2 separate regions of the Homo sapiens genome follow, and region 1 is linked to region 2. Evidence: chromatin loops called from intact Hi-C (ENCODE). Cell type or tissue: endothelial cell of umbilical vein. All regions are shown on one strand. Links, peaks and the distances in the headings refer to the core of each region. The heading gives the core; the rest is flanking DNA.

Region 1 (5,383 bases), core at 231-5,230, 180 kb before region 2:
TACCATGCCTGGCTAATTAAAAAAAAATATGATTATTATCTCTATTTGAGACTGAGTCTTGCTCTGTCACCCAGGCTGGAGTACAGTGGTGCAATCTCGGCTCATTGCAACCCTCTGCTTCCCGGATTCAAGCGATTCTCCTGCCTCAGCCTCCCAAGTAGCTGGGACTACAGGTGCCCGCCACCACGCCCAGCTAATTTTTGTATTTTTAGTAGAAACAGGGTTTCACTATGTTGGCCTGTCTGGTCTCGAACTCCTGACCTTGTGATCCACCTACCTCGGCCTCCCAAAGTGCTGCAATTACAGGTGTGAGACACCTCGCCTCACTATGTTGTCCAGGGTGGTCTTGACTTCCTGGGCTCAAGTGACCCTTCTGCCTCAGCCTCCCAAAGTGTTGTGATTAAAGGCCTGAGCCACCACCCCTACCAACATGTACTATCCTAATCATTTCTTTATAAGGATATAGTTCAGTATCGATAAATATATTCACATTGTTGTGCATCCAATCTCCAGAACATTTTCATCCTGCAAAACGAAAATTGTAAGGCCAGGTGCGGTGGCACATGCCTGTAATTCCAGCACTTTGGGAGGCTGAGGCAGGTGGATCACTTGAGGTCAGGAGTTCAAGACCAGCCTGGCCAATGTGGCAAAACCCTGTCTCTACTAAAAATACAAAAATTAGCTGGGTGTGGTGGCGGGCGCCTGCAATCCCAGCTACTCGGGAGGCTGAGATAGGAGAATCACTTGAACCCAGGAGGTGGAGGTTGCAGTGAGCCGAGATCACGCCACTGTACTCCAGCCTGGGCAACAAGAGCAAGACTCCATCTCAAAAAAAAAACGAAAACAAAAAACAACTAAAACTGTATATCCATTATCCATTAAACACCAACTCTCCATTTTCCCTTCCCCTCAGCTCTTGGTAACCACCTTCTACTTTCTGTCTCTATGAATTTGACTACTCTAGGTACATCATATAAGTGGGATCATACACTATTTATCTTTTTTTGTGACTGGCTTATTTCACTTGTCACAATGTCCTGAAGGTTCATCCATGTTGCAACATGTGTCGAATTGCCTTCCTTTTTCTCTTTCTTTCTTTCTTTCTTTTCTTTTCTTTTCTTTTTTTTTTTTTTTTTTTGAGACAGAGTTTTGTTCTTGTCACCCAGGCCGGAGTGCAATGGCGCAATCTCGGGTCACTGTAACCTCTACCTCCTGGGTTCAAGCGATTCTCCCACCTCAGTCTCCCTAGTAGTTGGGATTACAGGCACCCGGCACCATGCTCGGCTAATTTTTGTATTTTTAGTAGAGACGAGGTTTTGCCATGTTGGCCAAGCTGGTCTTGAACTCCTGACCTCAGGTGATCCGCCCGCCTTGGCCTCCCAAAGTGCTGGGATTACAGGCATGAGCTACTGCGCCCGGCCCCTTCCTTTTTAAGGCTGAATAGTATTCCATTCTATGTATATACCACATTTTGCTTATCCATTTATTCATCCATGGACATTTCAGTTGCTTCCACTTATCCTCAGAGCTTTTTAAAATTAGTGCCACTCCCAGTTCACACAAAAATAAATGATCCCCACCCTTTCTACCCTGCTTCCTACTCTGCACTGCCATTTGTTTGTCAGAGGCTGACCCTCCTCCCTTCTTTCTCCTATGCCTTCCTCCTTGCCTTGAGGATGGTTTCACTCCTATGCCACCCCTCCTTTCTTTTGCATCCATCCCTGTTCCCTGCCAACCAACCCCAACTCTGGGTCTTTTATTTTATTTTATTTTAAAGACAGAGTATCGCTCTGTCACCCAGGCTGGAGTGCAGTGGTGCGATCTCGGCTCACTGCAACCTCTGCCTCCTGGGTTCAAGTGATTCTCCTGCCTCAGCCTCCCGAGTAGCTGGGATTACAGGCGCCCGTCACCACGCCTGGCTAATTTTTGTGTTTTTAGTAGAGACGAGGTTTCACCAGTTTGCTCAGGCTGGTCTCGAACTCCTGGGCTCAAGCTATCCACCTGCCTCGGCTTCCCAAAGTGCAGGGATACAGGCATGAGCTGCCGCGCCCGGCCTGGGTCCTTCATTTTAGACACCAGATGCTAATCCTGGGCTTCTGGAAGACCCTTTCACGTTTCTTTTTCTGCTGGGAAACACATCATACCCTCTTCCAACCACTCACAGATGCTGTCTCCTAAGCCCAAAGGCCCATGTTGCAGTTTAGCTAGGGCCTTTCCAAGTTAGTAAATTCTTCTGGCACGGCCCCCTGCTGCCACCTGCTGGCTGTATCCATCGATGCCGCTATGGGTATTGTTTCCTATTCATGAGACCTGTATGAAGGGAGTTAGTCTTTCCCATCCTATCATCCATCATGGGATAAGAATTTCATCTACCTAAATTTTTTTTCTTTACAGTATTTTCACCTTGTTCTATTTTTTAAAGAAAAGTCCTTTAGCAAATCTGTGTGCAGGTCACAGATGGTCTCACCAGACTTGCCCAAACCTAAAGAAACATCTCTGTATTTGGGCACTGCAATTTGCAAAAGGACAAAAGAGTCAAATGTATATCAGTTCTCATTAGCTCCCTGACAGCAATTATATTACATTCAAATAAGTTGAATTGTGGATAATACATAAAATGCTAAATACCAAGTTTTCTTTGAAACTGGTAAAATATTTCGAAAATCTTTTGAAAACACTTCAAAACCAGACAAGATTTTTGTGTGTGTGTGTGAGACAGGGTCTCACTCTGTCACCCAGGCTGGAGTGCACTGGTGCGATCTCAGTTCACTGCAACCTCCACCTCCCGGGCTCAAGCGATTCTCCCACCTCAGCCTCCTGAGTAGCTGGGACTACAGGCACACGCTACCATGCTCGGCTAAGTTTTTGTATTTTTTGGTAGAGAGGGGGTTTCACCATGTTGGCTAGGCTGGTCTTGAACTCCTGACCTCAAGTGATCCACCTGCCTTGGCCTCCCAAAGTGTTGGGATTACAAGCGTGAGCCACTGTGCCCGGCCCCAGACAAGATTGTTTATTGTTGTTATTTTAAACTTTAATACAGACATAAAAACAAAATCTGTGGAAATACAACAAGAATTACTTTACAGATTCTTTGGCCCTTTTGAAATAAGGAGAGCTAAGAATGAAGAGTCAATTTTGTGTTTATAGATGAAACTAATTTGTGAATGGGCAAAACTGAAAACGCATAAGAGTCCAAGCCTGGGCATTGGAGGGTAAGGCATTAAAATTAAGAATTTCTGACTACATCTTTATTTATTATTGTTTCTTTCACCTTCCCTCCACCCCAGGTTCCTGCTTTGTCTTCTCACTTCACATTGAACTTGTTTCCAGCACATGTACATAAGAGACATCCATCCTGTCATGACCTCTCGTTATAACAGGGGAGGTCAGTGGCACTGGAAATATATATTTTTTAATTTATTTTATCTTTTAAAAAAAATTTTGGCCAAGCTCGGTGGCTCACACCTGTAATCCCGGCACTTTGGGTGGCCAAGGTGGGCAGATCACCTGAAGTAAGGAGTTCAAGACCAGCCTGGCCAACATGGCAAAACCCTGTCTCTACTAAAAATACAAAAATTAGCCAGGCGTGGTGGTGTGTGCCTGTAATCCCAGCTACTTGGGAGGCTGAGGCAAGAGAATCACTTGAACTCGGGAGGCGGAGGCCGCAGTGAGCCGAGATTGCACCACTGCACTGCAGCCTGGATAAGAGAATGAGCCTCTGTCTCAAAAAAAAAAAAAAAAAGTACAGAGATAGGGAGTCTTGCTTTGTTGCCCAGGTTGGTCTTGAACTCCTGGCCTCAAGAGATTCTCTTGCCTTGGCCTTCCAAAGTGCTGAGATTACAGGTGTGAGCCACCACATCTGGCCTGAAAATATTTTTTACAGGGCGCTGTATTATTATTATTATTATTATTATCATTATTATCATTATTTGACACGGAGTCTTGCTCTGTTGCCCAGGCTGGAGTGCAGTGGGGTGATCTCAGCTCATTGCAACCTCTGCCTCCTGGGTTCAAGCAATTATCCTGTCTCAGCCTCCTGAGTAGCTGGGACTACAGGCGCACGCTGCCACACCCAGCTAATTTTTTTGTATTTTAGTAGAGATGGGGTTTCACCATGTTATCCAGGCTGGTCTCGAACTCCTGAGCTCAGGCAATCCACCGGCCTCAGCCTCCCAAAGTGCTGGGATTACAGGTGTGAGCCACTGTGCTGGGCCATGGCAGTGTATTATTTTTAAGGGCAGTGTAAGAGTTGGGAAAAGAGGCTGGGTGCAGTGGCTCATGCCTGTAATCCCAGCTCTTTGGGAGGCCAAGGAGGAAGGATCCCTTGAGGCCAAGAGTTTGAGACCAGCCTGGGCAACATAGCGAGACCCCCGTCTCTACCAAAAATAACAAAGTTAGCTGGGTGTGGTGGTGTGTGCCTGTAGTCCAAGCTCTTTGGGAGGCCAAGGTGAGAGGAGACCCTGAGTCCAGGAGTTTGAGGCAGCAGTGAGCTGTGTTCATGCCACTGCACTCCAGCCTGGGTGACAGAGTGAGACTCTGTCTCAAAAAAAAAAAAAAAGAAAAAAAAATTACATAAAACTTCTATTGCCTGAAGCCTTAGAGCTTTACAGAGACTCTGAATCACATCAAAATTATGAGCGAGGAGTCAACTTACAGACATTGCCTTGAAAGGTGGGAAAGGGAGAAGGTCTTTAATAAATGCTACCTTGAAAATGTCATCATAAGCCAGCATGATGTCTCATGCCTGTAATCCCAGCACTTTGGGAGGCCAAAGCATGCAGATTATTTGAGGTCAGGAGTTTGAGACCAGCCTGGCCAACATGGTGAAACTCCATCTTTATTAAAAATACAACAACAAAAAAATTGGCTGGTGTGGTGGTGCACACCTGTAATCCCAGCTACTCAGGAGGCTGGGCCTCGAGAATTGCTTGAACCCAGGAGGCAGAGGCTGCAGTGAGCCAAGATCGCACCACTGCACTCTATTCTGGGTAACAGAGTGAGACTCTGTCTCAAAAAGAAATAAATAAGGCCAGGCACAGTGGCTCATGCCTGTAATCCCAGCAATTTGGGAGGCTGAGGCAGGTGGATCGCCGGAGGTTGGGAGTTCGAGACCAGCCTGACCAACATGGAGAAACCCCATCTCTACTAAAAATACAGAAAATTAGCCAGGTGTAGTGGCACATGCCTGTAGTCACACCTATTCGGGAAGCTGAGGCAGGAGAATCACTTGAACCCCAGAGTTGGAGGTTGTGGTGAGCCAAGATCATGCCATTGCACTCCCACCTGGGCAACAAGAGCAAAACTCCGTCTCAAAATAAATAAAATAAAATAAAATAAAATAAAATAAAATAAAATAAAATAAATGTCATCATAGATTTGGTTC
Region 2 (5,383 bases), core at 304-5,303:
TTTCAAAAGTATGTCTCATGGGTATATAGTAGGAAAGGAAAGGGCTATGTTTGAGCTAATCACTTTTCCTTTCCTTGGCCTGCATGTTCTTCCGTGGGAATATTAATGGGGAGTCAAGTAGCCACCAAACCGCAGGCTTAGGTTCCAGTCCCAAATAATCCCAGTTGGGTTGACTTCCAGACAGTCCTCCTTTAAAAGGGTATTTTACTCAAGGAAGACATTTACTCCAGACATTTGTATTTTGCCTGGTTTGCAGTCACTGTTAAACCACTGTGCTGTTAATTATTGTACTTGAGATGATAGTAGGAATAAGATCTGAAAACTGCCATCAAATTACTGTTCCCAGTGGTGCAAGGTGAGGTCTAGTGTACATTTTGTTTCTGCCAAAATGAAGGTAAGGAAGAAAAGAATGCCTTTATAAAGTCTGTGCTCTGATCTGAGGACTAGAAAATAAACAGCTGAATAATATAACCAAGTGTAAGACATCGAGATATATCACAGTTACTCCAGGATTACACTATACTGATTTATGGTTTTGTTTAACAAAACATTTTATTCTAAGGTAATTTTTTTCATGGTACAAATAAATTTATTTGCTTGTTTTATGTTCCTTATTCCTCTTTTCTTCCCAAGAAGTTACTTTGACAATCACAGACCTTATTGGGCCTCTTTCCCTTCTAGTTCTTAAATGAATATTCATGACAGGGACATCACAGAAAACAATTGTTTGCCGTATGCTTTCAGGTGTCATCAAGCATCATGCTCAGCCCCTGGGCTGCTGTGACTTTGAGATCTGCCTGGTCAACTAAAGAGGGCTAGTCCTTCTATGGGGCTTTTCTTTCTTAAAAAAATTTTTTTGACATACAAAAAGCTGTACATAGTTAATATATACAACTAGATGAGTTTGGCTGGGTGTGGTGGCTCACGCCTGCAATCCCAGCACTTTGGGAGGCCAAGGTGGGTGAATCACTTGAGGTCAGGAGTTGGAGACCAGCCTGGCCAGCATGGTGAAACCCCATCTCTACTAAAAATACAAAAACTAGCCAGGTGTGGCAGAGCATGCCTGTAATTCCAGCTACTCAGGGGCTGAGGCATGAGAATCGCCTGAATCCGGGAGGCAGAGGTTGCAGTGAGCTGAGATTGCACCACTGCACTCTAGCCTGGGTGACGGAGTGAGACTCTGTCTCAAAAACAACAACAGCTACTAAATGAGTTTGGAGATAAGTATATACCTATAAACTATCATCACAATCTATGCCATAAACCTATCTATCACCCCCAAAAGTTTCCCTTTGCTCTATTCTTCTGTCGTGGTAAGAACACAATATAAAGGCCTATCCTGTTAGCAAACTTTTAGGTATACAATATAGTATTGTTAACTATAGCACTCTGCTGTACAAAAGATCTCTAGGACTTACCTTAAATTAAGTAGTACATTCTTAAAATTACCACTTAATAAGGATTCACATGTTAAGTAGGGGTGCCTAGAAGCAGAACCTGAGACAGTATTCAAATGCACATGATTTATTGAGGAGTGTTCTCAGGAGAAACCTGTAAGGGGAAGAGGGTAACCGGGTAAGGAAGGAGCAGCCAGTTAGGGTCTTAAGAAAATCTAGCCATAGCCTGTTTGAGGTGATGGCAGAACAATTATTGACTGCAGGCTGCCTCTGGGAGGGAGACTGGAAGAGTGTAATCCCCAGTTCTTGGGAAGAGAGGGGCCATTGTGAGCCATTAGCAGCCAACAAGAAGTAGCTGGAAAATGGGTACAGTATGCTAGCTAGGTAAACAGGATTGGGTGGGGGCAGCACAGTGTGTTATTCCTTTGCCTGTTTATTTTGTGCAGGATACTGTGCTAAGAGCTAGGGGTAAAAAATGAATGTGACACAGTCCCTGCTTTCAAGATGCTTGTGGTCTAGTGACAACAGGGCTGACCATGTAAAGCAGCAGTGTCCAATCTTTTGGCTGCCCTAGGCCACATTGGAAGAATTCTCTTGGGTCACACATAAAATGCACTAACACCTAACGATAGCTGATGAGCTTTAAAGAATCACAAAAAAAATCTCAGTGTTTAAAGAAAGTTTATGAATGTGTGTTTGGTGGCATTCACAGCCGTCCTGTGCCACATGCAGGCTGCGGGTTGGACAAGCTTGATGTAAAGAATATTGATGGTGCAAGTGAGGTGCTTCTTTGCATGTACTTGGATGGAAAGCAAAGGAGTGAATAATTGTGGGGGAGGGACGTCTGGGAAGCTTCATCGAGGACATCCAATGAATGAATAGAACCAGGGTTGGGGAAAATGGGCTGGTCAAGGAAAACATGGGGAGGAATTGTAGGTAGAAGGAAGAGCCCTGTGCAAAGGCTGGCAAGCAAGTATGAAACAAGACGAACGTGTTCCCGGAATCACATGGGGCATAGTATATGCCAAACAATTGGAGTGGATTGGGGGGAACAGCAGTTGATGAGGCCTGAGAGACTGGGAGCCAGAACTGGGCCTCGCAAGCCATGCTGAGGAGATTGGGCTTAGAAGGGGCACCATTCTTGCTGTCATCCCTCCAGCCTGTCCTCTGGCTTCTGGATCAACTTGGAGTGCTCATTGTCAATGTACCTGACTGCCCCCTGGTGGCCATGTTGCTCTAAGCATGTCGCTTTAATGCTTCTGAGCCCCAATTTCCTCATCTGTAAAATGGCTGCTGCTGCTATGTGTAGGACTGTTGTTGTGCTTAGAAATAATAAATAGAGATATAAAGATTTACCATCATTGAATTATTCTGCTGATATTTATTGTTTTCTGTCATTTTCCTACAATAATTAAAACAGCAGTATGTCACAGAAATGGACAGACAAATCACTGGACTTTAAACAGCCCATACCCAAAAATTAACTTGCTTTGTTTTCTTTTCTAAAAGTCATTGATGACTCATTTTCTTATTTCCCAGGACTGGTGTAACTCGTATTAGATAATCTGTTTCCTAGGCTTTTTACTGATAATACAAGATTTTTTGTTTCCATCTATAATAAAAAATAGTTGTTACTGTAATTGTTTTAAAAATGCCAAATTTTGCCTATTCTTTAAAATCTCCCTCTGTCAAGAACAGTTTGATAACTCTTTTACTTAAAGAACAGAATATTATAGAAAATGGAGAAACTGTTTTATCCAAAGTACACATACCCAGAACTTCAGATGAGAGGAGTATCCATCTCACAAGAAGTCTTAGGTCTTCTGAAACTCTCAGGGAGGTGAGGAGAGAGGGTCCATGGTCAGTTGGCTTTCTTCACTGAGATTTTTAGAGAATAAAACTGTTTTTTCTATGACATTTGTTGCCCTTGATCCCATCATGAGTCATCCATATGGAGGTTATATTCAGTGGGAACATAAACTTTCATTTCTCTGGGATAAATGCCCAGGAGTGCAATTGCTGAGTCATAGTTGCATATTTAATTTTTAAAGAAATGACCGAAATATTTTCTAGAATAGCTATACTATTTTACATTCCCACAAGCCATGTACGAGTGATATAGTTTCTCTACACTTTCTCCATGATTTGATATTTTCACTATTTCTTTATTTCAGCTATTGTAATAATAAGTATGTAATAATATCTTGTGGTTTTAACTGGCATTTCCCTAATGGCTGGTGATACTGAATGTCTTTTCACGGGCTTAAATGCCATTTGCGTTCCTCTTTGGTAAAATGTCTGCTGATTTTTTTTTTTTTTTTTTTTTTTTTTGAGACAGAGTCTCGCTGTCACCCAGGCTGGAGTACAGTGATGCAATCTAGGCTCACTGCAACCTCCGCCTCCCAGGTTCAAGCAATTCTCATGCCTCAGCCTCCCGAGTAGCTGGGATTACAGGTGCATGCCACCACACCCAGCTAATTTTTGTATTTTTAGTACAGACGGGGTTTCACCATGTTGGCCAGGCTGGTCTCGAACTCCTGACCTCAAATGATCCGTCCGCCTTAGCCTCCCAAAGTGCTGGGATTACAGGTGCGAGCCACCATGCCCGGCCCATCTCTTGATTTTTAATTAGGTCATTTGTTTCCTTACTGTTGAATTTTTAGAGTTCCTTATGCATTCTGTAATATAAGTTCATTGTCAGATATGTGTTTTATAATAAATATTACATGTATAATATTTCTAAGAAATGACCAAAATATTTTCTAGAATAGCGATTCCTTTTTACATTCCCACCAGCAATGTATGAGTGATAGTTTCTTCACATCTTCTCCAGCATTTGATATTACACGTGTGTGTAATATGTGTAAATATTCTGTCCCATTCTGCTTGCTTTTGCGTCTTCTTAACAGGGGCTTTCTCAGAGCAGAAGTTTTTTTAAAAATATAAGTAGATAGTTTATTTGGGCCAAGTTTGAAGACCACAACCCAGCAGCATAGATTCAAGTTGCCCTGGATATGCTTCTGAGAGCAAAAGTCTTTAATTTTGATGAAAACACATTTTTCTTTGCCAATCATGCTTTAGGTATCAAGTCTGAGAACTCTTTGCTTAGCCCTAGATCCTGAAGACTTTCTCTTATGCTTTTTGTAAATATTTTATAATTTTACATTTTTCATTTAAGTCTGTGATCCATTTTGAGTTACATTTTGTATATTAGGTTGTGGTAGGCAGAGATGTCCGTGTCCTAATCTCTGCAACCTATGAATATGTTAAGATTGCTATTTAGCTGACTATAAAATAGGGACATTATCCTGGATTATCTGGGTGGGTCCAATGTAATTACATGGGTTCTTAAAAGTGGAAGAGGGAAGCAGAACAGAAGGGTCAGAGAATGAGATGCGATGACAGAAACAGGATCAGAGAGATTCAGTGTTGTTTGCCTTGAAGATGGAAGAAGACAGCCAAGATCAAGGGAGTAAGAGTGTCCTCTAAAAGCTGTAATAGGCAAGGAAATGAGTTCTCCCCTGTAGCCTCTAGAAAGGAACGCAGTCCTGATGACATCTTGATTTTAGCTCTGTGAGACCTGTGTCAAAATCCTGACCCACTAAACTATAAGATAGTAAATTTATGTAGTTTTAAGCCACTGAGTTTGTGATAATTTGTTACTGTAACGTTAGAAAACTAATAGGTGTTTTAGAAAAGCTTCTATTAAAATAGGATTTTATACATTTGGGTATACTGTGTATCTGAACAATTTTTATATATGCAACATCCCCATGATATCAGATAAATGAAGTGCTACTCTAAGTAGATCTGTGCATTCAGTGGGGAATAGTTAGAAAATGTATTACTTTTATTTCTGCTTAAATTTCTACATTCATTGTGACTTTAAATTCCCCACTACTACTTTTTAATAGGAAGTGTCTTGTTGTTACTGTTGGTTTTGTTTGCGTTTCAGAAGAGATTTGAATGAAATTTTGCACCAGAGA

What was found. A loop is a pair of places that touch in the nucleus more often than their neighbours do. Peaks named below come from ENCODE experiments on the same cell type or tissue, not always from the same donor. Only the 100,000 strongest peaks of a DNase experiment are listed, where the experiment ranks them.
Region 1: it touches region 2 in a loop (6-fold over the local background); 2 of 110 quality-filtered maps call a loop at or near these places.

What each region holds. Positions count from the first base shown.
Region 1 is chrX:46,794,532-46,799,914 of GRCh38, forward strand. No RefSeq gene overlaps it. Among named protein-coding and RNA genes, the nearest start is that of SLC9A7, 38 kb to the left of the region's middle. RefSeq lists enhancers at 2,163-2,212, 2,303-2,352. In endothelial cell of umbilical vein, for the core only: a CTCF peak has its summit at 2,251 (motif pointing left); a DNase peak (open chromatin) is centred at 2,250.
Region 2 is chrX:46,976,172-46,981,554 of GRCh38, forward strand. All of the region lies in intron 1 of JADE3 (jade family PHD finger 3), which reads left to right. Among named protein-coding and RNA genes, the nearest start is that of JADE3, 66 kb to the left of the region's middle. In endothelial cell of umbilical vein, for the core only: a CTCF peak has its summit at 2,651 (motif pointing left); DNase peaks (open chromatin) are centred at 2,660 and 3,390; H3K27ac peaks cover 1,499 bases.